Regions from separate parts of the Homo sapiens genome. Here region 1 is linked to region 2. The links are chromatin contacts, found by Hi-C or POLR2A ChIA-PET in ENCODE. All regions are on one chromosome and are shown on one strand. Each heading gives the region's core, a stretch centred on a gene start or an enhancer-like site at or near the end of the contact. The rest is flanking DNA. Distances are from core to core; before and after follow the strand shown. Region 1 holds the start of ARL1 (ARF like GTPase 1). Region 2 holds the start of HCFC2 (host cell factor C2).

Region 1 (4,056 bases), core at 1,539-4,038, 2.7 Mb before region 2:
GCCTCAGCCTTCCGAGTAGTTGGGATTACAGGCATGCACCACCACGCCTGGCTAATTTTGTATTTTTAGTAGAGATGGGGTTTCTCCATGTTGGTTGGGCTGGTCTCCAACTCCCGACCTCAGGTGATCCACCCGCCTTGGCCTCCCAAAGTGCTGCCATTACAGGCGTGAGCTCCTGTGCCCGGCCTTCTCTTGATATTTTTAAGGTACCAAATTACTTCAACACTCAGTCTCTGCAACTCAGATCTTTAAAAGTAATCAATATAATTACCTAAGATAAACTAATCTTAATTAAAATAGTAACAAATACAGGAAAAAAAGGCACTTCACATGTAACATCACTTAACATTTATATAATTCTTTACACAGATTTAAAAGGTACTTTTACCTACTTTGTTTATTTCCCCCTGAAAACCAGTGGGTATTTGTTATCTTATGTATTTTATTAGTAAAGATACTGGCTCTCAGTAAGATTTAGTAACTTAAACCTATAAACAGCCCAACCCGGCCGTAAACCAGAACAAGGGTCCTTAAATTACACTAAGCTGCCTCTTAGTTGATGGAAAAAGTGTTATCAATGTTATGTTCATACTAGCAGTTTACAAACTTTATCAAATACTTTATTATATGAATTAATTTATTCAGAAATAGGCCTGGCATAGTGGCTCATGCCTGTAATCCCAGCACTTTGGGAGGCCAAGGCAGGAGGATCACTTGAGGCCAAGAGTCTAAGACCAGCTTGGACAACATAGTGATGATACCTGATCTCTACTAAAACAAACAAAAAAGAAAGAAAGAAATAGTTATGTTGGATGGAGACCAGAAAGTCCCTACAATTAGCTCATCATACCAACACTTACTAGGTATAGTAGTAACAACTTCTCCCACTTGTAATCTGTACAAAATTGTGGTTTTTCCTGCTCCATCTAATCCCAAAATTAAAATTCTCATTTCCCGAGTTCCAAACAGACTGGAAAATATACTTGAGAAAAAGCCACCTAAAAAATAATAAAAGAAAAAACATACACAATGTCATTTTGTGAACTAGGTATACAAAACATCTAACCTTGTCCTTTGAGAGCTAAATACCAAATTAAATATTATAATTTCCTGGATGCGTAGGTGCATATTTTTCCTCCCAATGAAATATATTATTCAATATCAAACAAGTAATTAGTTATGTTACTATGTCCTTAGTTATGTTACTATTGTGTCATGCAGGCACAGAAGATAAACCAAATAATAAGAGAAATATGGCCGCGGCCTTTGGGAATCTCATTTTCTAATCAGCAGAATAGGAATATTTTAGCATGATCCCCTCACTACCCCTAAAAACCAAGGGGCCAGTAAGGAGGATAGTGGGACAATGTAATCCTCGCACAGGAAAAGTACTGTACAGCAGCAGTACCACTATAACCAACTTCAATCAGAGTTCTCCACGAAGCAATATAGCTAGTACAAGAAATTGAGAAAAAAGCTGAAAACAATAACTATTTTTGACAAAAAACCCACTTTTAAAAATAATAAAGCTCTATCCAATGCATCACAAAATATTCCCAGAAAGCTTCCTGTACACCAAGTATTGTGTAGGATAAAAAGCACAGTCCTTTTCCCATCCAGAGCCATTAGAGAAGATTAAAAACAAGTTACATTAATACAAAAAAAAATAGTTAACATCAGAAGTGATGCCACACTGTTATTTGGCAAAGACATGGCATAACTAAGAGCTGCGAGTTGAAAAATGAACAACACCATGGGCTAGAGAACCTTGGGAAAGTTCAACAGAATAGGTGTGACTTGACAAAGTCCTTTCTACCATTTACAGGTAGAAGAGAGGCGGAACAAAACTGAAGGCGGTTATGGAAGACAGGACAGCGCCTGTGATGCTTGGGAGCAAGAAGTATGCTCCCCAGAAAACTGTGGAGGGATTTAACCAAGCCAAAGAATCTGCACCTTCATTTGGAGGGTGAGAAACGAGTTAAAGAATGTGCACCCTCACTTGGGTTCTAGCGGGGCGAGGGTGTTACCTGATGCTTGTGAGAATGCAGTTCCCTCAATCAGCGGGCCAAGAACCAAGAATAAAGTTTCATTTGCCGACTAGAAATACCCGTATTATTACATGAAACGCTACAGCAGATTAGCAGACAAATGCCAAACTGGCCATAAAACAACATAAGCAACACCTGCTCTCAGGTTTTTCAAACTGACGCCGTCCCAGCGCCCCTGGTAAAGAGAATGATTAAGCTTCCACTCTGGGGCCGCAGCTCATCTTTCACCAAGAAACCTCGGCGAACCTGCGACTGACGCGTTGCCAGCCTCCGCAAGAACAACTCTGCCCAGCAAGTGGAGCTGGGGATGAGGGAAAACTTCATGATAAGGGTAAAGAACTCGAACCCAGGCTCTGCGGACGTCCCCAAGCTGTCCGGGTCCCTGGACCCCGCAGGAATCAAGGGGAACCGAGAGAGGACGGAGGAGAACGCGAGAGGCCGGATCCACCCCTACAGATGAAGATCCAAAGTGAGTCAAGTCCTCCGCGACCCGCCCCCTGAGGAGCTGGCTACTCTAGGGTATCCTGGCCGGCCCCTCTCCTCCTCTGCACCCCAGCCCTCGGCCGCGGCTCCCTCGAGCGCGCCCAGGTGCCCTTCTCGAACCCCTCACCCATGATGAACCCCCTGTCCTCCCTCGCCGATCTTCAGTGATTCCTTGGCCTTCGGCTGCAGCTCCGAGGCGGTTTCCTCGCAAGCCCAGTCAGCCAGCAACTTCCACGTCGGACTCCAGGCGGGGGCGGGAGCGAGGGTCAGCTGCGACTGCGCGCCGGGAACGGTGGCCTGAGCATCCGCGTCGTCGCTTTCGACTCACGGTCCCCGCTCACTGGATGTAGATACCGTGGAGGCCAGAAGAGACGAATAATTCAAAAACCTGAAGTCTCTCCTGCTTGTGTTTTTCTGGACAGAAAGAGCTTCTGAAATAGAGAAATTGGAATTTTTGTTTTAAATTCTGACACCAAAAAGTGGCGAATCTGACAACTGAAAATGCGAGTCGGGCCTCGATGAGTCGTCCCGGTCGAACGCTGGCGCAGGCTGCGGCGTTGCAGAGGACGCGTGTCCCGGAGCGCCCTGCGGGGCCAGCCCAACTCTCCCTAGGTGCTTTCTCCCAGAAAGAAACAAGACTACGTAATAATAATAGGAATGGTACCGCGCTGCCAATGCGGAGCAGCCTTGCACCTGAGGCCAGTAACCAGAGGTTTTTGTCTTCGCTGTGGCCTGCAGGACGAGGACCTCGCCGGCTTTTTTTCTCGCTGACCGAGCAGCTGAGACCGCCTTTCAGGGGTCGGCAGTGTGGACTGGCTGGTCCCGATCGTGGGGACCAGGGACTTATTCCCTCGAGGGTCGACTGTTGGAAGTAATGTAGGTTTTGATAGTGAAGTGTGTGGAGAGGAAGAAGGAAGCACACCTATAGGATGTGGAGAAGGGATTTCCCCTAGAGAAATTTTTAAAGGTTGAGCATGTATGTTTTGAAACTTCCCAAAGATCCATTGAAAAGTGAACCTTCCGGCCGGGCGCGGTGGCTCACGCCTGTAATCCCAGCACTTTGGGAGGCCGAGGCGGGCGGATCACGAGGTCAGGAGATCGAGACCATCGTGGCTAACACGGTGAAACCCCGTCTCTACTAAAAATACAGAAAATTCACCAGGCGTGGTGGCGGGCGCCTGTAGTCCCAGCTACTCAGGAGGCTGAGGCAGGAGAATCACTTGAACTCAGGAGGCAGAAGTTGCAGTGAGTCGAGATCGTGCCACTGCACTCCAGCCTGGGCGACAGAGCGACACTCCGTCTCAAAAAAAAAAAGAGAAAAGTAAACCTTCCATCCCTAATACCCTGTATCTCGGTGATCCCCAGTAGTCACTACTGTTAATACTCTCTTAGGTTTTCTTCCAAATCTTATTAATACCTTTGCATATTATGTTTTTATTTATGGTAGAGATTTTCATCCATTCAACAGAAGCTTATGGACTGCCTTTTTAGTTTATTTTAAAAGAATTTTTCTAGCTTTAAATAA
Region 2 (3,681 bases), core at 892-3,391:
AACATAGAGAGTTATCTCTCAAAAAAAGCTTAGATAGATGAGAAGGTGGAGAAGCATGCTGAGGTTTAAGGGAGTTGGGTGAATGAGGCATATAAGAGAAATTGAAAATGGTAAAATAAGAGGAAAAAAGAGTTTTAGGAAATTTACTATACAGTGTCTGTGTTCTCCTTTGAGTACCTCTTGAGAATCTGAGGTAGGGATTTAAATTGCTTTCAATTTTTTCTTCCACTGGACTTGTATCTCTTATTTATCTCTCTTTAATAAAAATAGAGATGGGATCTCACCATCTTGACCGAGCTGGTCTCAAACTCCTGGGATCAGTGGATCCTTCTGTCTCAGCCTCCAAAAGTGCTGGGATTACAGGTGTGAGTCACCATGCCCAGTCCTTTTTCAATTAAAATTTTAAAAAATAACTTGTATTGTGGATATTTAAGATATACAATATGAAGTTGATATCATATAGACCAGGGGTCCCCAGTCCCCAGCAACCAGTCCTCGGCCTGTTCGGAACCCCCATGACCTTCCTGAGCTCTGCCTCCTGTCAGATCAACCGCGCATTAGATTCTCATAGGAGCTCGAACCCTACTGTGAACTGCCCATAGGAGGGATCTAAATTGTGTACTCCCTATGAGAATCTTATGCCTGATGATCTGAGGTGGAACAGTTTCATGCCAAAACCATAGCCCCCATCCCCTTGCCAAGTCCATACCACCCACTCCCCTGCCAAGTCCGTGGAAAAATTGTCTTCCATGAAACCGGTCCCTAGTGCCAAAAAGGTTGGGGACAGCTGAAACAGGCAGTCACAAGGTTACTATAGTGAAGCATATTAACATATCCATCATCTCATATAGTTACCACCAACCCTTTTTGTGTCTCTGTGGCAAGAGTGGCTAAAATCTACTCATTTGGCATGAATCCCATATGCAGTGCAGTTTTATTCCTAATGGACTTGTGTGATTATGTGTAGGACCAAATCACAGGGCAGCTAGGCCTTATTAAGTGTTGCATTGGCTGGGTGCGGTGGCTCATGCCTGTAGTTCCAGCACTTTGGGAGGCCAAGGCAGGAGGATCACTGGAGCCCAGGAGCTCGAGCTTGCAGTGAGCTCTGATCGCGCCACTGCATTCCGGCAACAGAGCCAGACCCTATCTAAAATAAATAAATAAAAATAAAGAGTTGCGTATGACTGCTACCAGAGGCAGTATGGTATAATGGTTGGATATGACTGCTATCAGAGGCAGTATGGTATATGATATAAGGGCTTGGGGGTTCTGGAATCAGAAGCCCTGTGTTGGAATCCTGGCCCCAGTCTTTTTTTTCAACACCTCTCCTTTGTGTCCATCAGAAAATTACCTTACTGCACTGTGCCTCATTTCCCCGTCCATGAAAGGGAGATAACAGGAGCCACCACACTGGATTGCTGGATGGATTACATGAGTTAATACACATGAGGCACTTAGGGCATGCCAGGCTGTGGACAGCCCTCACTTGTTAGCTAGCAATGAAACAGAAACCTAGAAAACCATCTCTCCTCTGCTTAAGCCAAACAAACCAAAAATACCTCTTGTGGCTCACGGTTCCCAAGCTTCCTGGCATGGCTCCGCACAAAGCTGCCTTCGGTTCGCCCGGCAGGCTTTGTAGCGACCTTCCCTGCCCGGGTCCCAGTCACGGTCGGGAGCAGCCGCCGTGGCCCGGGCTCGCGAGGCAGGCTCCCGCCCGCACCCTCCCGTGCGAGGTCCCCGCCCTGCGCTCCCAGCTCTTCGAACCTCTACCCGAGCTTCTCTCACGTTGCTTGTGAGACTGCCTCGCCCACACATCCTAGATGCTCAATTAAAGTGGACGTAAAGGAAGATGCTGTGGCTTCTTCCCAAAATACCGAACGGGAGGCTCTGGGTGGGGATGGGAGACGTGGTCAGTGGGAAGCGTCCTTCCACCCTAAGGTGCGTTGCTCCGGGTGGCCGCTGGCCAAGTCGCCTGGGGTGGGGGCGGGGCTCCCCTGTCAGGACCCCCCTTCCCCAGCGTCTCTCCACTGCCCGCGGGCCTCCAGCCTGGCCGCCGGCGCCCGCGGCCACGTGACCCCAGCACAGCTGGAGGCGGGTCCCCGCCCTCCCCAGGGAGCAGCCGGTTGAGGCGGGAGCGGTGCATTGTGGGCAGAGGGGCGGGGGTTGGGAAGATGGCGGCTCCCAGCCTCCTCAACTGGAGGCGAGTTTCTTCCTTCACGGGGCCGGTCCCCCGCGCCCGGCACGGACACCGAGCGGTGGCCATCCGGGAGCTGATGATCATCTTTGGAGGGGGAAATGAGGGCATCGCGGATGAGCTGCACGTCTACAACACGGGTAGGCGCGGCGGCGGCTCGTCGGCCCCGCCTGCTGGAGCTGCGGAGGGGGAGGGGAGGCGAGGCGGCGGCCGCGGCCCTGACAGCTGTCACCGCCCGGTCACTGCTTCCTTGGGCGGGCGGCGGGGAGCGCGGCTCAGCCGGGCAGCCCGGGTCCGGCAGCTCTGTCCCGGACCGCAGCTCAGGATCTCCGGGGCCCTTGGGGCGCAACGGACCCCGAGCGGGGCGCACCGGCCTTCAGGCGGGGGATCCCGGACGCCCCCACCCCAGCCCGACAGGCGGACGCAGGCGACAGAAGACCATGTCCAACCGCCTGGGCCACTCCCCGAAATCTCGCCTCTGTCAAAAAACAAAACCCACTCCAAACCAAAGTTCCTTAGGGCCTTTCCCGTCTTTGCCTGCCTTCCTTCCTTAGGAGGAAGACCATCTAGGGGGTGAGGAGGGAAAACGAGAGGCCTTCTGGCACTCTCGCCTCAAATACAACCCGGTGTTTGGCAGGTAACGGTCAAGAGCCCCTCCGTGAGCCGCGCTCTAAAGCGGCGGGGACGTGGTGAGGCGGCCTTGTGTCTGCATACTCGGTGTGGACGCCCTTCTGGACTGGCCCTCGGAAAGAGGACTGTCATAACTTGAGCACCACTGCAGATCACAAGTGCCCCTGGGCAGGGAGCCCCTATCTTTGAGGACCTCTGTGGAATAGAAAGGAAACTGGATTTAATTTTTTTTTCCCCTTGTAAATGCTCAGGCTGTCACAAGAAATCTGTTTGGTGTAAAGACAGTGATGGAATTTTGGGTCTACTTCATGACCGATAACTTTTCTTTGATCAAACAACTTAATCACAGGAATAATTTGAAGGTTAACAAAATAGTGGAGTCTGAGAAGTTTTATTTTTTTCACCCTCTCCTCCTCCCAGCGCCCCAGCATATGAAGGTAAAAAGTTACTGACACTTTGGTCTTAGTGTAAAATCCCTGGCTTTGGAACAAATTAGACCTGATTTGAATCTTGCTCTGCCGGTTGCCCAGGATCAGCGCTAAAGTTACCAAACCTTTTTAAGCCTCACAATTTTCAGTTGTAAAATAGAGATTTTTATACTCACCCAGCAGGGCGTTTTGTAAGAATTAAATGATACAGATCAGGGTTTTTCAACAGCAGCACTCTCGACCTTTTGGGCCAGGTAATTCTTTGTTGAGGTTGGGGGAAGCTGCCCTGTATTGCCCTGTACATTGTAAGATGTTTGGCAGCATCCCTGCCTCTACCTACTAGATGCCAGTAACAGCCCCCTCCAGTTGTGACAACTAAAAATGTCACCAGACATTACCAAATGTCTTCTGGGGGGCAGAATCATCCCC

What was found. Hi-C counts contacts between places; a loop is a spot of excess contacts on that map. ChIA-PET counts read pairs that join two places held with the same protein, here RNA polymerase II (POLR2A). Pooled maps may share reads with other maps.
Region 1: a pooled map shows a loop between it and region 2 (2.0-fold over the local background). The contact joins the promoter of ARL1 here to the promoter of HCFC2 in region 2. A Hi-C loop is called at or near these places in 1 of 50 pooled maps. POLR2A ChIA-PET finds 5 or more read pairs at or near these places in 2 of 52 experiments (activated CD4-positive, alpha-beta T cell and activated naive CD4-positive, alpha-beta T cell).

The regions. Positions count from the first base shown.
Region 1 is chr12:101,404,984-101,409,039 of GRCh38, forward strand. ARL1 (ARF like GTPase 1) reads right to left here and starts at 2,789. Exons shown (of 6, transcript NM_001177.6): 1 at 2,659-2,789; 2 at 861-998. The coding sequence starts at 2,662. RefSeq lists enhancers at 2,272-2,321, 2,402-2,451.
Region 2 is chr12:104,062,390-104,066,070 of GRCh38, forward strand. It overlaps HCFC2 (host cell factor C2), which reads left to right and starts at 2,142. Exons shown (of 15, transcript NM_013320.3): 1 at 2,142-2,334. The coding sequence starts at 2,172. It also overlaps a transcript of GLT8D2 not described here. RefSeq lists an enhancer at 176-345, a cis regulatory region at 261 and silencers at 1,669-1,828, 1,838-2,007, 1,989-2,158, 2,379-2,518.